2 separate regions of the Mus musculus genome follow, and region 2 is linked to region 1. Evidence: chromatin loops called from intact Hi-C (ENCODE). Cell type or tissue: left cerebral cortex. All regions are shown on one strand.

What was found. Peaks named below come from ENCODE experiments on the same cell type or tissue, not always from the same donor. Only the 100,000 strongest peaks of a DNase experiment are listed, where the experiment ranks them.
Region 2: a loop joins it to region 1, with 2.0 times the contacts of the local background. A loop is called at or near these places in 3 of 42 quality-filtered maps.

What each region holds. Positions count from the first base shown.
Region 1 is chr7:29,176,059-29,184,058 of GRCm38, reverse strand. It overlaps Psmd8 (proteasome (prosome, macropain) 26S subunit, non-ATPase, 8), which reads left to right and starts at 3,386. Exons shown (of 7, transcript NM_026545.3): 1 at 3,386-3,782; 2 at 4,844-4,916; 3 at 5,038-5,140; 4 at 6,828-6,993; 5 at 7,886-7,986. The coding sequence starts at 3,414. Catsperg1 (cation channel sperm associated auxiliary subunit gamma 1) reads left to right here. Exons shown (of 28, transcript NM_001368407.1): 26 at 1,730-1,822; 27 at 1,927-2,026; 28 at 2,133-2,527. The coding sequence ends at 2,387. In left cerebral cortex, CTCF peaks have their summits at 3,244, 5,734 (motif pointing left), 6,269 and 6,469; a DNase peak (open chromatin) is centred at 3,410; H3K4me3 peaks cover 2,163 bases; H3K27ac peaks cover 1,118 bases.
Region 2 is chr7:29,360,376-29,368,375 of GRCm38, reverse strand. It overlaps Sipa1l3 (signal-induced proliferation-associated 1 like 3), which reads left to right. Exons shown (of 23, transcript NM_001081028.1): 12 at 1,574-1,825; 13 at 4,068-4,205. Among named protein-coding and RNA genes, the nearest start is that of Dpf1, 56 kb to the right of the region's middle. In left cerebral cortex, CTCF peaks have their summits at 2,019 (motif pointing right) and 4,113 (motif pointing right); DNase peaks (open chromatin) are centred at 1,005, 3,565, 4,124, 6,650 and 1 more place; H3K27ac peaks cover 1,649 bases.

The sequences.
Region 1 (8,000 bases):
CCTCACATTTTGGTCCTGGCCTCTCAGAGCCTGTCCCTGTCTCCTGGAGGACCTGTCTCTCTATGCACAATTTGAATAGACACAAAATAACATTTTAAAAATGAAGAAGGAACAAGTTAACGCCTGGTCAGAGTTCATTGACAGCTAAGTGGAGATTTTAACAAATGAAGAAACTATAGAGGACCTAATTAGTATGCAGGGGTTTGAAAACCATTTTTAACCAATGAAAGAAAAAAATAAGGCAGCAAATGTGTAGGCTTAGGTTTCTTTCTTTCTTTATTTATTTCTTTCTTTTTTTTTTAGGATTTATTTATTTCATGTATGTGGGTACACTGTCAGTGTCTTCAGACACACCAGAGGTGGGATCGTATCCCATTACAGATGGTTGTGAGCCACCATGTGTTTGCTGGGAAATTGAATTCAGGACCTCTGGAAAAGCAGTCAGTGCTCTTGACTTCTGAACCATCTCTCCAGTTCTAGGCTTAGATTTTTTAATTTAAGATTTTATTTATTGTATGTACATGAATACACTGTAGCTGTCTTCAGACACACCAGAAGAGGGCATCAAATCAGTTACAGATGGTTGTGAGTCACCATATGGTTGCTGGGAATTGAACTCAGGACCTCTGGAAGAGCAGTCAGTGCTCTTAACCACTGAGCCATCTCTCTAGCCCGGGGCATTCCTTTTTGAACAGTGCCCATTCCCTTGATGTCTACAATATCACCCTTCTTGTAGATTCCTATGTCTGTGGCCAAAGGAACAACACAATGTTCCCCCCCTTTTTTTTTTCTTTCTTTTTTTTTTTTTTTGGTTTTTAGAGACAGGGTTTCTCTGTGTAGCCCAAGCTGTCCTGGAACTCACTTTGTAGACCAGGCTGGCCTCGAACTCAGAAATCCTCCTGCCTCTGCCTCCCAAGTGCTGGGATTAAAGGCATGCACCACCACGCCCGGCTCACCATGTTTCCTAAAAGCCTTAGAGAACATATACCAGATGCCTCTCCTCCTTCCCTTTGTGTTTATCACGTTGGCTAGTTACTAGAAGATGGCCACCACGGCCGAGGTTGTCAGATCTTATTGCAGATGGTTGTGAGCCACCATATGGTTGCTGGATTTGAACTCAGAACCTTCAGTAGAGTAGTCATGCTCTTACCCGCTGAGCCATCTCGACAGCCCAAGGCTTAGATTTTTTTTTTAAACCTACTTTTAATAAGAGTTCTCAAATGCTTCAGCATCATACGATATAGCCAGAAACTTACACTTCAAAATGGGCAAATTAACCAACTGCACCCAAGACCATGTTCGATCTGGGTTTATTGAATAATGGACAAGAGGGAATTAGTGAGAAAAGATGTGAGTCTGTACTTAGCTGGTGTCCAGACTGTACTTGTGGGATGAAGGTGGCATACAGTAGGTATTTAGTCCAACATCTAGATCAGTTGGCAGGTGGAGGCAGCAGGTAGCAACTGAGCAGCCAGACTGCTTGATGGCTGGTGCTCAGACAGCCTTACTCTCTGAGACTAGAGACTGGAGGTGTGGCTCTGTTGGAGGGTGCTTGCCTGCAGTACTGCAATGAGTTGAGTCTTGGCCCAGCAGTAGAATGCTTGCCTAACTCTCATGAGGCCCCAAGTTCAGTCTGAAGCACCATAGTCACCAAGCAGCAGGCAGATTGGAGAAATTAGTGTTTCCCCTGGACTGTAGGTGCTACAGCTGTCTACTTTTGGACTTGTAGGTGGCTGTGCTTGGAGAACTCCCCTTGCTATGACATCATCCCCCAAAGCATCTACCCACCTGAGTTCTTCTTCAAGTTGTTAGTGAGCAATAGGTAAGCCAGGCATAAAGCCTAGGTGTATGTTGAGGGTGGGGATGCAGTGTGCTGAGATTGTCCCTTGACATTTAACTCAATCCTGGACTCCATTCCCTCACCAGAGGTGTAGACAATAGCACATACTGTGACTACAAGCTCACCTTTATAGTGCACATCCATGGGCTACCGCTCAGCAGCAAGCGGTCCTCCTTCATTGTTATGGTGAGTGGCAGCCAAAGGCTTCCTTACTGGGTGGGCAGGGGGTTCACCTACTACTATACCCCAACCCCAACCCCGACCCCTTGTGACTGTTGTACTGGGCTTGCAGGTGTCTACCAGCTTCTTTATAGCCCTGGTTGTCTTCTACATCCTGTTCTGCCTCGTGTGGCCTCACATAGTGAAGGCCTGGGTCTCATTTCGCTGGAAGATTCACAACATGATGGCACCAGAGACCTATTCATCTTCCTCCTCTTCTGGGGGCTTCACCCTCCATTCTCACAGCTCAGAGGGAAGTTTTGAGGGTCCCTCCAGACCAGGTACCAAAGAGGACAATGTTCAAGCTAAGAGAGCAAAGGTGGCCTGAGTCCCTGGTCTGTACTCTTCCTCATGAACCCTTAGGCCTCTCCTCATGGGAATGCAGCCTGCCACCTCCCCAGGACTTTCTGGTTGGCTAGAATGCTCATGTCTCATTCAGACCCTAATAAAGCCTCCTTGCAGAATCAGTCCCGAGTCCTCAGAAAGGCTCACGTCCGCTTGGTTTGTACCAGCACAGCTGTAGTTAACTGTCAGAATGATGTCAGAATCTTTTATTTTCAAGATGGCACAGCAGATAAAGGAGCTCTCAAGCCTGACAACCTGGGTTTGATCCCCAGGCCTCATGAGATCTAAAGAGAGAGCCGACTCTGTGAAGCTGTCCTCTGACCTCAACATGGGCACATGCACGCACACACACACACACACACACACACACACACACGCATGCCTGTAGGCCAGGCTGGCCTGGAACTCAGAGATCCGCCTGCCTCTGCATCCCAAGTGCTGGGATTAAAAGCGTGAACCACAAAGCTCGGTCTGTAATTCTATTTTAATTTCAAAAATAAGAAAAAAATGGAATAAGAGAAAATAAGAGAAATGGCTCAGTGGTTAAGAGCACTGACTGCTCTTCCAGAAGCCCTGACTAAAATTCCCAGCAACCACATGGTGGCTCACAACCATCCATAAAGGGATCAAATACCCTCTTCTGGGGTGTCTGAAGACAGCCACAGTGTACTTATATACATAAAATGAATAAATAAATCTTTTTAAAGAGTCTGAAAAAAACGTGGAAGAATGATGCTCTGATAAACACGAACGCCTAATCTTAAATCTCACCTGCTAGTCCTCTCTCAGCCTGCCTATGTAGTGACACCTGACAAGTTTTCCAAATGGCTCCACATCGCCACCCCTTGACGTAGAGGCGGTACCCTTAAGATGGACATTCCACAGGCCGAAGCCAGCGAGGGTGGCCATGGTGACTACAGGTGGGCGGGACATTGTGGGCATTGTTTTCAGTTGGAGCGAACGGACTTCCGTTCGCCATTTTGAATGACAGCAGAGGCGGAGCTGCGGCATGTTCATTAAGGGTCGGGCTGCGAAGACACCCCGAGGAGAGCCGCGGCGCTCCTCCCGCGGGGGGCGGAAACTGGCAGTGGTAGCTCCGCCTCCAGTTTTGGGCTCCACCTCCCGGCCTCATTTCCGCCGGGAGTCCATTGCCCGGCGTCGCTGCCGTAAGTCGGGTCGGCGGCTTGCCGCATCACGGAAGATGGCGGCCACAGCGGCTACGGTGAACGGGTCGACCACCGTCTCGAGCTCCGGACCCGCGGCCACCTCGGTCGGGATCCTGCAGGCAGCGGCCGGCATGTACGAGCAACTCAAGGACGAGTGGAACCGGAAGAACCCGAACCTTAGTAAATGTGGAGAAGAACTGGGCCGCCTGAAGGTAAGAGGTCGCCGGGTCCTAGATGCCTAATGCCTGGGGGAAGGTGACAGACGGGAGATCGAGGCTGGTAGAGCGGGCCCTGAGGTGTCGTTAAGGGAGTGATGATGGAAAGATTGGTTCTGGCAGAATCGAATGAGATGGTTCGAGCTTTGTTACTTGGAGGGAGGCAGGAAGGAGTGGGATCAGTGACAAACGGGGAGATAGTGAAAAGAATAAGTCTGAGGTGACGGGACGTTGAGGGAATGTGTGGCAAATAAAGCCCAGGTAAGCTGTGAGGGAGCAGAGGTTAGGAAACACCTGTGTGAAGAGGGGCAACAGGAACAGTTTGAAGCCAAAAACGAACCTAGAAGAGCACACGTTTCGGTTGTAAACACACTCAGGCGGATAGAAGGCCAGTCTGGTCTTCAATAGCGAGTTTGAGGAGGCTGGGCTACATAGACTTCGTCTCAAAATATATATATAATAATAATAAGTAAACAACAACAAAATATGTGTTAGGTTCCCAAGTTTACTAAGGAATGGTGTCTGGGATGGACTGGGGGGGGAGGGAAAAGGAATGCCCCACATTCCTTGTTACCCCTTCTCGGGCACACTGTGGTGGAGGTCTTCCCAGACCTGCATATAATGGCTGAACACGATGTCCCACACTTGTAATCCTAGCACTCGAGAGGCTCACACCAGGCTCTCCAGTTCTAGACTAGATTGGCCTGCCTGGGGAGATGCTGTCTTAAACAAGAGAGAAACCTAAAACAAGCTAAATATAGCAACAGGAAGAATTGAGGTCATGGGCGTCTCCCTACCCCATGATCCCCCTGGGTCAGGCACCAAGTGCCTCGTGTTTCTCAGTGGAGTTACTAATATTTGTAAGATGAGGTAATCCAATTGGTACGCTCCGTGTTCTTGGGCCCTTTGGTGTTTGCTTTACAAGGTCTGACTCCACTAATATTCATGGCAGTTGTGTGGGTTAGGATGCATGCAAGCTTTTCCAAGTAGGAACATAAAAGTCCAGAGAACGTAAGTAATCTATATTTGAAATCTCGTCCTCATTCCTTCCCCCTCAGTTGGTTCTGCTTGAGCTCAATTTCCTGCCAACCACGGGGACCAAACTGACTAAACAGCAACTCATTCTGGCCCGTGAGTGTCACTAGGGTTGGTGGAGGGTGATGGGCCTGGGGTCATTGTAGGAATGACTGGGGTGGTGATCCCAGGAGGGATTCCAGCCACCACCTGAGAGCCCCTGTCCCCTTACCTACAGGTGACATTCTGGAGATCGGGGCCCAGTGGAGCATCCTGTGCAAAGACATTCCCTCCTTCGAGCGCTACATGGCCCAACTCAAATGCTACTACTTTGATTACAAGTGAGGTTGGGCCCTCTAGGGAGGGGACTGGAGCAGGAGTGGGTAGTTCCTTGTGTATCTGGCGTCCTCCGTTGCCTTCTTCGCCTGAGAACCATTGCCGTTCTCAGCTCTGTCCCCAGAAGCTGGAGGGCCAGAAGATTAGAGATCTTGAGACTGGGTTTATGTAGTCTGGTTCTGTACGTTTCTAAACAGTTTGATTTTATTTGTGTATTTCCATGTATATGGGTGCTCTGTCTGCTTGTATGTCTGAACACCAGAGGAATGCGTGGGATCCTATTACAGATGGTTGTGAGCTGCTACATGGGTGCTGGGAATTGAACTCAGGACTTCTGAAAGTGCAGAGCTCTTCAAGCATCTAGTGCTCTTAACTGCTGAGCCATCTCTTCAGCCCCTCCATCCAATCTGTTTTCCCTTATCTAGTCCCACACTATGTCCCCTGTACCCAGTGTGGCTCTGAGTTACCCCTTCATTTTCCCTCTAGCTGGCATGTCTACAACAGCCAATAGGATGCTGCTTTGCTTCACAAAGTGCTGGTTGTTTTATTTTGTTTGAGACTGGGTTCAAGGTGGTCCACCTGTCTACACCTGGAGATTATATGTAGTGCTGCCCCCTGCTGGTTTTTTTGTTGTTGTTGTTGTGGGGTTTTTGTGTTTTTGTTTGTTTTGTTTGTTTCGGTGTAGCTTTGGCTGGCCTGGAGATCCGCCTGACTCTCTGCCTCCAGTGCTGGGATTAACCGCGTGGGCCACAATACCCAGCTGTTGTTGTTTTGTTTTTAAGATTTATTTATTTTATGTATGTGAGTACACTGTCACTGTCTTCAGACATACCAGAGGCATCAGATCCCATTACAGATGGTTGTGAGCCACCCTGTGGCTGCTGGGAATTGAACTCAGGACCTCTGGAAGAGTAGTCAGTGCTCTTAACCACCGAGCCATCTGTCCAGCCCCCCCACCCCCCAGCTGCCCCTGAGCTCTTGTTCTTTGAGGCTATGCCTTATGTGCCCCAAGCTGGCTGAGAACTCAGTTGTGCAGTAGCCCTTCCGATCTTGAACTTTGGATACTCCTCCCTGTACCTCCAAGTGACTGGGATTACAGGTGTGTACCCCATGTCTTGTTTATGAAATGCTGGGGATTGAACCAAAAGTTTTGTTCTTTTTTTTTTTTAAGATTTATTTATTTATTATATGTAAGTACACTGTAGCTGTCTTCAGACACACCAGAAGAGGGCGTCAGATCTCGTTACAGATGGTTGTGAGCCACCATGTGGTTGCTGGGATTTGAACTCCGGACCTTTGGAAGAGCAGTCAGGTGCTCTTACCCACTGAGCCATCTCACCAGCCCAAGTTTTGTTTTTTTGAGGGAAACATTCTGCTTACTGAGTATCTAGCCTCTGGATGCTATTCTTATGGCTTTACGTATGATAGACCATTTAATTCACTTATGTTTTACTGAACATGCCTTTATGGTGTGGATACCTAGTGACAACTGCTTAGCAGATGGGAAATAGGCTGAATCACTGTAGTCCATGTATGTTTGGTCCATGTGGCTCGTGGCGTTTTTGCCTCTCTGTACCTAACTTGTCTGAACTCATGCAAGTACTTGTAAGGATTCTGGAAGGTGGATGAGGGACTTGGTTAGCTCCCCAGTACCTGTTAACTGTGGTTTCTTCCCGCTCCCTTGGCTCACAGAGAACAGCTTCCTGAGTCAGCCTATATGCACCAGCTCCTGGGCCTCAATCTCCTCTTCCTGCTATCTCAGAACCGAGTGGCTGAGTTCCACACAGAATTAGAACGATTACCTGCCAAGGACATCCAGACCAATGTCTACATCAAACACCCTGTTTCCCTCGAGCAAGTAAGGCTGGGCAGGGGAAGGGAGATCCTGGGTGAGGTGGGTGGTACCAGTTTAGATTGTGGGAGGGCTTCCTGGAAGAATGATCAGCCATTTTCAATCCACCAACTCTTTTTGGTTTTTGGTTTTTGGTTTTGTTTTGTTTTTTGTTTTTCGAGACAGGGTTTCTCTGTGTACTCCTGACTGTCCTGGAACTCACTTTGTAGACCAGGGTTGCCTCGAACTCAGAAATCCACCTGCCTCTGCCTCCCGAGTGCTGGGATTAAAGGTGTGCGCCACCAGTTCTTTTAACCAGCAAAACATATATGTGCCAGGCACCAGGAAAGGTTTTCATGTTAAGGCAAATCAAACAGACGAAACCCCTAATCTAGAATCCATGAAGTGTGGAGGCAGATAAGTACCAAAAGAATGAGGTACCTGTGTGGGATGTGAGGCATTGTTACGAGGACCTGGGCTTGGGAGCGGTCAGAGAGGGTCTGAAAGGGCTAAGAGGTCCTCTGGCAGAGGCAGTTTGTGTCCTGAGGCACAAACCTCCTGCCATATTTTAAAGACAGCAAAGAAGACAGTGGAAGAAGGCCGGTAAGTCAGGGGTGAGGCGTGGGAGCTGAGGCCTGCAAAGTACTATGCTGTGAGAAGGACGGCCGAGTGGCCCGTGGGCCAGCAGTTGATGTATATGGAATGGGAGCTGGGGTCAATATACCTTCTTCTCCCCTTATAATTGGAGGTTAGATGCCAGTTTGGAGGAGGCTGCCAGGGTGAGTGTGTAAGCCAGGTGGTGCTTCTTGGAAGTGGAGAAGCGAGGGTGTTATGGTAGAGCAGGGATTGGGAGGCACCAAGGGAGCAAGAAAAGCCTGTGCCACTCCATCCTCTTCCTCTTCTCCATTGGCTTTGGCAGTACCTCATGGAGGGTAGCTACAACAAGGTATTCCTGGCTAAGGGGAACATCCCTGCCGAAAGCTACACCTTCTTCATTGACATCCTGCTGGATACCATCAGGTATGTGGGGTCCA
Region 2 (8,000 bases), 180 kb before region 1:
AAATGCGGTGACAACAGTGTACCGTGTAAGGGGGTGCCTGGGGGGCCCATGCCAAGGTGTTCCCCTGAGAAATCAAGCCTTGCGACAGACCTGGTATAAAGGAGGTTTATTTGGGGGGAAGGGGAGGAGAGGGGAGCCTAAAGATGTAGGAGAGGCAGACAGACAGCAGCAGAGCTATGAAGGCAGAGAAGAGGACAGGAAGGACCGAGAGGGGGAGATCAATCAGGAACACGTGGGAACAGAGAGAGGTGGGGGCAGGGGGGGCAGGCAGTCCTTTTTATACACTGCTGCACCTACATCATAACTGGCTGTGGCAGGCGATGGCATAAGCCACCACTAGGTCCCTGGGAGGAGCCTAGCAGAAACGCTTGTAAGCCAACCCCACCCCCACCCCTATAATTTCAGAAGTGTCTCCCAGGTTGCTCTCACTGCTCTGATAGGAACTGCTTAAAGCCTGTGACAATCCTGCACTAGTCACTTTGTCTAGGGTGAGAGGCGTTTCTGATTGGTTGGGTGTGAATCACATGCTCATGCCCAGCATCCAGGGGTGAGATCTGCCTGGCTCAGAGCACATAGCAGTTCTCAGGATATGTGGCCTTCCTCCACCTCCGCCAGCCTGGCCTGTCTGGTGGCTCTGTCAGAGGGTTGTGTCCCTACTGTTCCCTACCCGGTGCCTGGGGGCTCCTGATCCCCCAAACAACCATAAGGACCGCTGAACATCAGCTCTGCCATACGGACAGAAAGGCAGAAAGGTACCCTGCGTAGGGCCTGGGACACGAACATGTCCTCAGGTCCCATGACACGGCTCTGTAGCAGCCATGTCTGAGTGTCTCAGGCCAAAGGACATCGGGATGAGACGCTCTGGACCTGCCTCTCAGAGCTTAGCTCCTGCGATCTAAGAGGTGGATATTTTTTTTTCCTGAGCTCAGCCTCTGTAAGCTCAGGCTCCCTCCCATGCTGCGTGACACACTGTGTGACAGAGGTAGCAGAGCTGCCAGCCCAGCTTGGATGCCCATGCCCCAGGCTGGATCTCTGTACTATGGTGCATGTGCCAGCCAGACACGGGCCTGCTTCTATTTCCAGGGTTCTGGGCTTCATGTGCTTTTCTTTCTTTTTTTTCTTTCTTTCTTTTTTTTTTTTTTTTTAAACCACCTTGCAAAGTAGGTCACCTGCTTCTCTTGCAGCAGTATTTGAAATTCTAGGGAACAAGGCAGAGACTGTCCTTGGATTTTTGAGGACATTGGCTTTTCCGGCCCAAAGTACTGCTTGGGGTATTAGGAGGGGCTGGTCCATTTAAAACACTGGCTGATTAGAAGCCTGGGCCAGAGAAAAGGGAGGGGACGAAGAGAAGCCAAGACCTGGAGGAAAAAGGAGATTCAGGCCTAGCAGTAATAGCCATATGTAAGCTTCATATGGCTATTACTGACCTGAAAGGTACCACTCTGGCTTTAAAATGAATCACCATGGTTTGGAATTGCCCACTGTTACCCAGACAGCCGGACCCTCCCAAGCAGAAAGAAGGCCTGGGTGCTGGTGGGCCCAGACCTTATAAGTAACAAACTTGCTTTTCCAGGGGGTGGCCAGAGACCTATGATATGAATGCTTCGGAACCCAAGACGGAGTCGGAAACCACCACCCCTGGGGGCCGACCCCCCTACCGCAGCAATGCTCCCTGGCAGTGGAGTGGGCCCGCCTCCCACAACTCTCTGCCGGCCACCAAATGGACCACCCCTGCCACTCCCGGCCATGCCCAGTCCCTGAGCCGACTCCCGAAGCAGACACCCGTGGTGCCCTTCCGAGAGTCTCAGCCACTGCACAGCAAGAGGTAAGGACGCCCAGGGCACCACTGCTGTCCAGTGTCCCTCACCCTTCTCTCTCTCTCTCTCTCTATCTCTCTCTCTCCAACCCTTGCTCTTGCCCTTTTTCTTCCCTCAGTCATTTTCCTTTTTTTTTTTTTCTTTTTTTGGATTTTTTTTTAAGATTTATTTTATATATGTGAGTACACTGTTGCTGACTTCAGACACACCAGAAGAGGGCATCAGATCCTATTGCAGATGGTTGTGAGCCACCATGTGGGTGCTGGGAATTGAACCCAAGAACTCTAAAAGAGTACCACTGAGCCATCTCTCCAGCCCTCGTTTTTGGATTTTTGAGACAAAGCTTGTCTGTGTAGCCCTGGCTGTCCTGGAACTCACTCTGCAGACCAGGCAGGCCTCGAACTCAGAGATCGACCTGACTCTGCCTCCGGAGTGCTGGGATTAAAGGTGTGTGCCATGCCTGGCCATTTTCCTTTCTTACCCCTCCGTCTCCATCTGCTCTCCCCTTCATTCCTCCCTTCTCTCCCCACTCCTGGGCTGGCCCAAGGGTCCCAGGACAGGGACAGAAAGTTCTCTATATGAGGTTGGAAAAAGGGTTTTTTCCAGGGCCAACAATAGAACCTGCAGGACTAGCTTCTCGGGCTGGCAGTCAACTCAGGGACTTGGATACTGGTATTTAGTGTATACTGTTTTGTGTCTATGGATACTGAGGGTTGAACCTCTGTCCTTTGGCTGGCTGGGCAAATGCTCTCCCATTGAGTACATCCTCAGCTCACTCTCCTTTCTTTAGAACAGGACCTCCCTATGTTATTCAGTCTGTCCTTAAACTGAAAAACCTCCTGCTCCAGACCTCTCAGAGGCCTGCATTACAGCCCTGGACCACCAGGCCCAGCTGAGATACTCACTTGGATACATTATATATTAAGAGATGAAGCATGCTGGGTATGTGGCCCTCAGCCTTGCCCCCATTCTACCAAAAAAAAAAAAAAATATATATATATATATATATATATATATATACACACACATACATACATACATACATACATACATACATACATACATACAGTCAGGCAAGGCGGTGCACACCTTTAATCCCAACACTTGGGAGGCAGAGACAGCTGGATCTCTGTTGTAAGAATTTTGGAATTTTGGTCTCTTTTTAAAAAACACTATTATAAAACTATGTTTTCATTTTATTCCCAGGTGTGGGATATGGGGCTGCTGCAGACAGTAACTGACTATGATTTGCCTCGTGCTCTAGCAGGGGTGTGATTTTTGCCTGCAGCAGATAGTTTCTGCAGTTGTGTGATATTTGGAATTCTGGGAACTCCAAGTATATAGGCCCCAGGTGGTTGGTGGTTGCAGTTTGTTAAGTAGTTGTGTGCAAAGAAGAAACAACAAAAAGGAGAAATCAGATATCCTGATGGTGAAGTTCAAACTTGGCTGTAGTCAGCAGGAAGTAGTCTAAGGGCCATCCCCTCTCTGCCCCCAGCTTTACTAAGGGGCCTCTTTCCTTTCTTCTGTATCCTTTTTTCTTTCTTATCTAGTGTTAAGGAGTTGAAAGGGTGGGAGAAAGGGATGGAAAAGCATGAAAGAAAGAGAAACCCACAGAGTAACAAAGCCAAGCTACGGATCTCAGTGAGTTCAATGCCAGCCTTGTCGAGGTAGTGGGTTCCTAGCCAGCTAGAGCTACATAGTGAGACTCAGTCTCAGAAATAAGTAAGGGAGCTGGAAAGATGACTCTGTGCTTAAAAAAAGCACTTGTTCTTGCCAAGAATCGGGGCTCAGTTCCCAGTACCCACACGGTGGCTCACACCCATTACAACTCCAGTTCCAAGGGACCTGATGCCCTCTGCAGGCATCGGGCACCCATGTGGTACACATATATACATGCAGGCAAAATGGTCATACACAAATAAAAGTAAATGTATCTAAAAAGGTTTTAATTAAAATATATATATATTTAAATTTTCCTTAGATGAAGGGGCAGAAGAACAGTTTTGTTCCCTGGAAAGGACAGAGAATTGTCCCCAGGGGCCCCTGTCCCAGCTGCAAAGCTGGGTGAGGAGCACAGAGGGAGGGGACAGGACTCTCCTGTCTTCCCTCTTCCTTGCATGTAGATCCAAGGGGGGGTAGGCGCCAGAACCTGGCTGGACTTGAAGGGCAGGTGTGTTGTATACCTCCTCCTCCTCCTCCTCAGGGATGCCTCCTTACCCTGCCTCTGTCCCCTCTCCTGTGTCTTTCCAGGCCTGTCAGTTTCCCAGAAACACCTTTTGCAGCATCACCAGCAGGGGCCGACAGAGTCCCTCCCTACCGACAGCCTTCTGGGAGCTTCTCCACCCCAGGCTCTGCCACCTACGCAAGATACAAGCCTTCTCCTGAAAGGTCAGAGTTTCCCTTTGCTTTTGAAATGATGTCATCTGGTGATTGCTGCTGCAGGTTTTTTTTCTTAGGAAAGGCACCTCACTATCTCATCCACCATGTCATGGGGTTTATGGACCTCCCCCCTCCAAGGTCAGAAAACGACCACCAGGGTATTGGCAATGTCTCCTTAAAATTTAGAACAAAGAAACAGAAGAACAAAAATCAGAGCTAAGCTGCTCCGACAGAAGTTGTCGTTGGCTCTTTGTTTGTTTGTTTGTTTGTTTGTTTGCTTTTTGAGCAAAACCATCCTCTCCCCAGCCTCCTCTTCATCTGTCTCTAGTTCCCACACACTAAAACCAGGCCATCAGTATTATCCAGGTCACATGGTCTTTCCAGTTCCATCCCTCCCCCTTAGAGCCAACTCCAACCTGACAGCATCAGCCATCTTCCCTAAATCTCCATGGCTCTCCGGCACCTTTGGAGCAGACCCAGACTGGACAGTAGCCATTCAAGGCCCCATGAATGTGATCCCAGGTCCTCCTGAGTCCCTGTGTCAGTGGCAGTCCCACCCTGTCCCTGTTCTCATCTTGAATCCTTCTCACCCCTGTGCTCAGTCCGCTCAGCCTCCCAGACTCAGTGACCCCGTGTCTCCTCTGGCACGGCTGGCCCTCAGATCTGCCTCTCGCTGTCCCTGACCAAGGGCCCGGAAATGCCACATACTAGCCCACCAGCCACCTCCTTTCAGGTTTCTATGTAGTCTGTTCGCATGCCCCAGCCTTTTCCTCACTGGAAATCCCTAAGGAGAGGCCAGCCTCCTAACCTGAGCTGTGCTCCTCCTGGAAGCCTGACCCAAGCTCTGCCCCTCAGCTCCCTCTGTGGTCCCTGACGTGACTGTGGCCACAAACAATCTCCATTCTCTTAGCCCAGTTAAGAGAGATTTAAAAAAAAAAGGGTGGGGAAGAGGAGATAGAGGACACAGACAGACAAAGGTCAGTTGCAGGGATATGCCACCTATGATAGAGAGAAGCCAGCTACTTAGGCATAGCACATATCCATATGCACAAGTGAGGAGAGCATGAGTTTGCTCCAAGATTGGCAGCTTGTGGGTCTGTTCCACGTCTCCATCACAGGGCACTGGGGCTGACAAAAGGCAAACCACTTGCTTCTAGCCCAGGGACTAATCCAACCAACCTGAGGTTCTTATACAAGGAGGACTGATCCAAGTACACACTCCTGGACCTAACCCTGGGTTTCTGTCCTTGCTGGTAGGCAGTGCCCTTAGAGCCCCACTCTGCGCCATGTTGGATGCTAAGCCTCTGTAAAGTCAAGGGGGAGAGGAAGCCTCTGAAAACTTCTAGAGGCTGCTGTGCAGCCCTCATTAGCACACATCCCAGGGGCTTCTGGTGTGTAAAGTTCTGAGAGGAATGTCTGGCCTACTCAGTGGCCAGGGCTCCTGTTGCTCCTCCTTGCTTGTGCTGAAGAGAGATCCCACAAGCCACATGGCTGAGGAGCACATCAGCGAGGAGGGGAGCACGGTCCCACTCAGGAGGACCATGCCCGGAAGAGGGCATTTGAACCAGGAGGCATTGATGAAAGTTTGTAACAGAGACGAAGGAGCATGAATGAGCTAAATGGCAGGATGTGAGAGAGGCAAAGAAGATTCTAGAATGTGTAGCTTGCTGGGACAACACCTTGGCCTCTGTAAGGACTGAGACTGCAAATGGCAGCAAAAACAAGAGAAGAGGAGAGGAGAGGAGACGAGACGAGACGAGACGAGACGAGACAAAACCCTAAGAGGCAAAAGCAAGAGGGTCAAAAAGTCACAGCTAACTTGGGATACAGAGTAAGTCCAAGGCCAGCCTGGACAACTTAGTGAGACCATGTCTCAAAAATAAAAAGTAAGGGAACGGTTAAGGAAGGCACTGGCTGCTCTTGCAAAGGACCCAGGCTCCGTTCCTGACACCCACATAGCAGCTCACAAATGTCTGTAACTCCAGTTCCAGGGAACCTGATGCCTCCTCTGACCTCCACGGGCACCAGGCACATGTGTGGTATAAATATATACATGCAGGCAAACACTCATTCATAAAATGAAGTTTAAGGGTTTTGTTATTGTTTTGACTTGGGTTGTTGTTTTTTGTTTTTGTTTTTTAAGAGAAGGTGCAGCTGGTTGATAAAGTCGGTTAACCATCTACCCAAATAAAAAATCTTGGGGAGTTTCTAGGTTTGGGCCATTATAAATATTCCGGCTGTGAACATGTAACATGTATGTTCAAGCATACACATTTCCGCATAGAAATAAGTTTCCACTTGCCTGGGATCAGTGCCCAGCACAGTGGCCTGCCATGTGGTAAGTCCGTTTCCCATTCCCACCCGAGGCATATGCGTACTGCAGTCTCTCCGCGGTCTCACTGCCATGTGGCATTGCCACTGGGTTGGTTTTTTTTTTTTTTTCCTTTTTTCATGTTCACTGTTCTGATGGGTGCATAGTGCTGTCTCATTGCCGCCGTAATTTGCATTGCTCTGACGGCCAACGCTGCTGAGCATCTTGTGTGCTGATCTGCCAGCTACGTATCCTCTCCAGTGATGTGTCTGTCTTCTGCCCATTTTCTGCTTCACTCAGTGCTCTGCAGTGTTCGAGAACTCTTTGTATGAGCGGCCTTCGGTTTTTCTTTTCATCTTCTTCATAGGGTCTTTCTCAAAACAAAACATTTTTTTGATGTCTAAACTATCATTCTTTCTCCTAATATAAATCAAACATTTTCCTGTTAGGCATTTTAAGTCCTTGATTTTCTTACCCATCTCCCCTTCATAGTGGAAACTGAGCCACGCCCCCAGGTCCTCACTGAGGGACTCTAGGCAGGGGCTCTACCACTGAGCCACGCCCCCAGGCCCTCACTGGGGGATTCTAGGCAGGGGCTCTACCACTGAACCACGCCCCCAGGCCCTCACTGGGGGATTCTAGACAGGGGCTCTACCACTGAGCCACGTCCCCAGGCCCTTACTAGGGAATTCTAGGCAGGGGCTCTACCACTGAGCCACGTCCCCAGGCCCTTACTAGGGGATTCTAGACAGGGGCTCCACTCTGCTGCATCTCTGGTCTTTTTTTTTAACTTTTTATTTTGATACAATGTTTCATTAAGTTGCCCATCTGTATCCCAGGCATAGCTTTATATTGAGCTCCTCCTGCCTCAGCCACCCCCCCCACACACACACACACACAAAAACACCTGTGTGGATGCCACTGCACTCAGTGTTCTTAATTGTTTTGGCTTTTGTTTAGGTGAGAGGTCTAGGTCAGGTTTCCTCTTTTGTCAAGAATGTCTGATTGCTCCAGCAATTTATTGGAAAGCCAGCCTTTCTCCTTTGTGTTTGCTACTTAAAGCAAAAATAATGGAGGGACTAGACACATCTGCATGCATCTTTTTTCCAAGTTCTCCAGTCTGGTCCGTGCCATCTGTCTTATGACTGATACAGGCGTCCTCCCAGCAGCTTCAGGACATAAGTTGATAATCCCCATTTGGCAGAAGCAAAAGTGGGGCTCAGCAAAGTGAACCCCTTAGGCTAACATGTCTATGCCAGGAAGCAGTCTGGACAGGAGTCAAGCCTTAGAGTAGCCAGGGGTGACCCAGATCATCTCCTGGTCCAAGAATTGTGAGCTCTTCCAGATCATCACCATGTGGGTGATCCCTGGGGAGACACTGCCCACAGTCACAGTCATGGTCGGCGGGGGAGGGGTCAGCCTCCCTGGGACTTTCTCCTGTGATTCTAGCTCTTCCAAGCCCACACCTCTCTTCTTGGGGTTCCAGTGCCTTA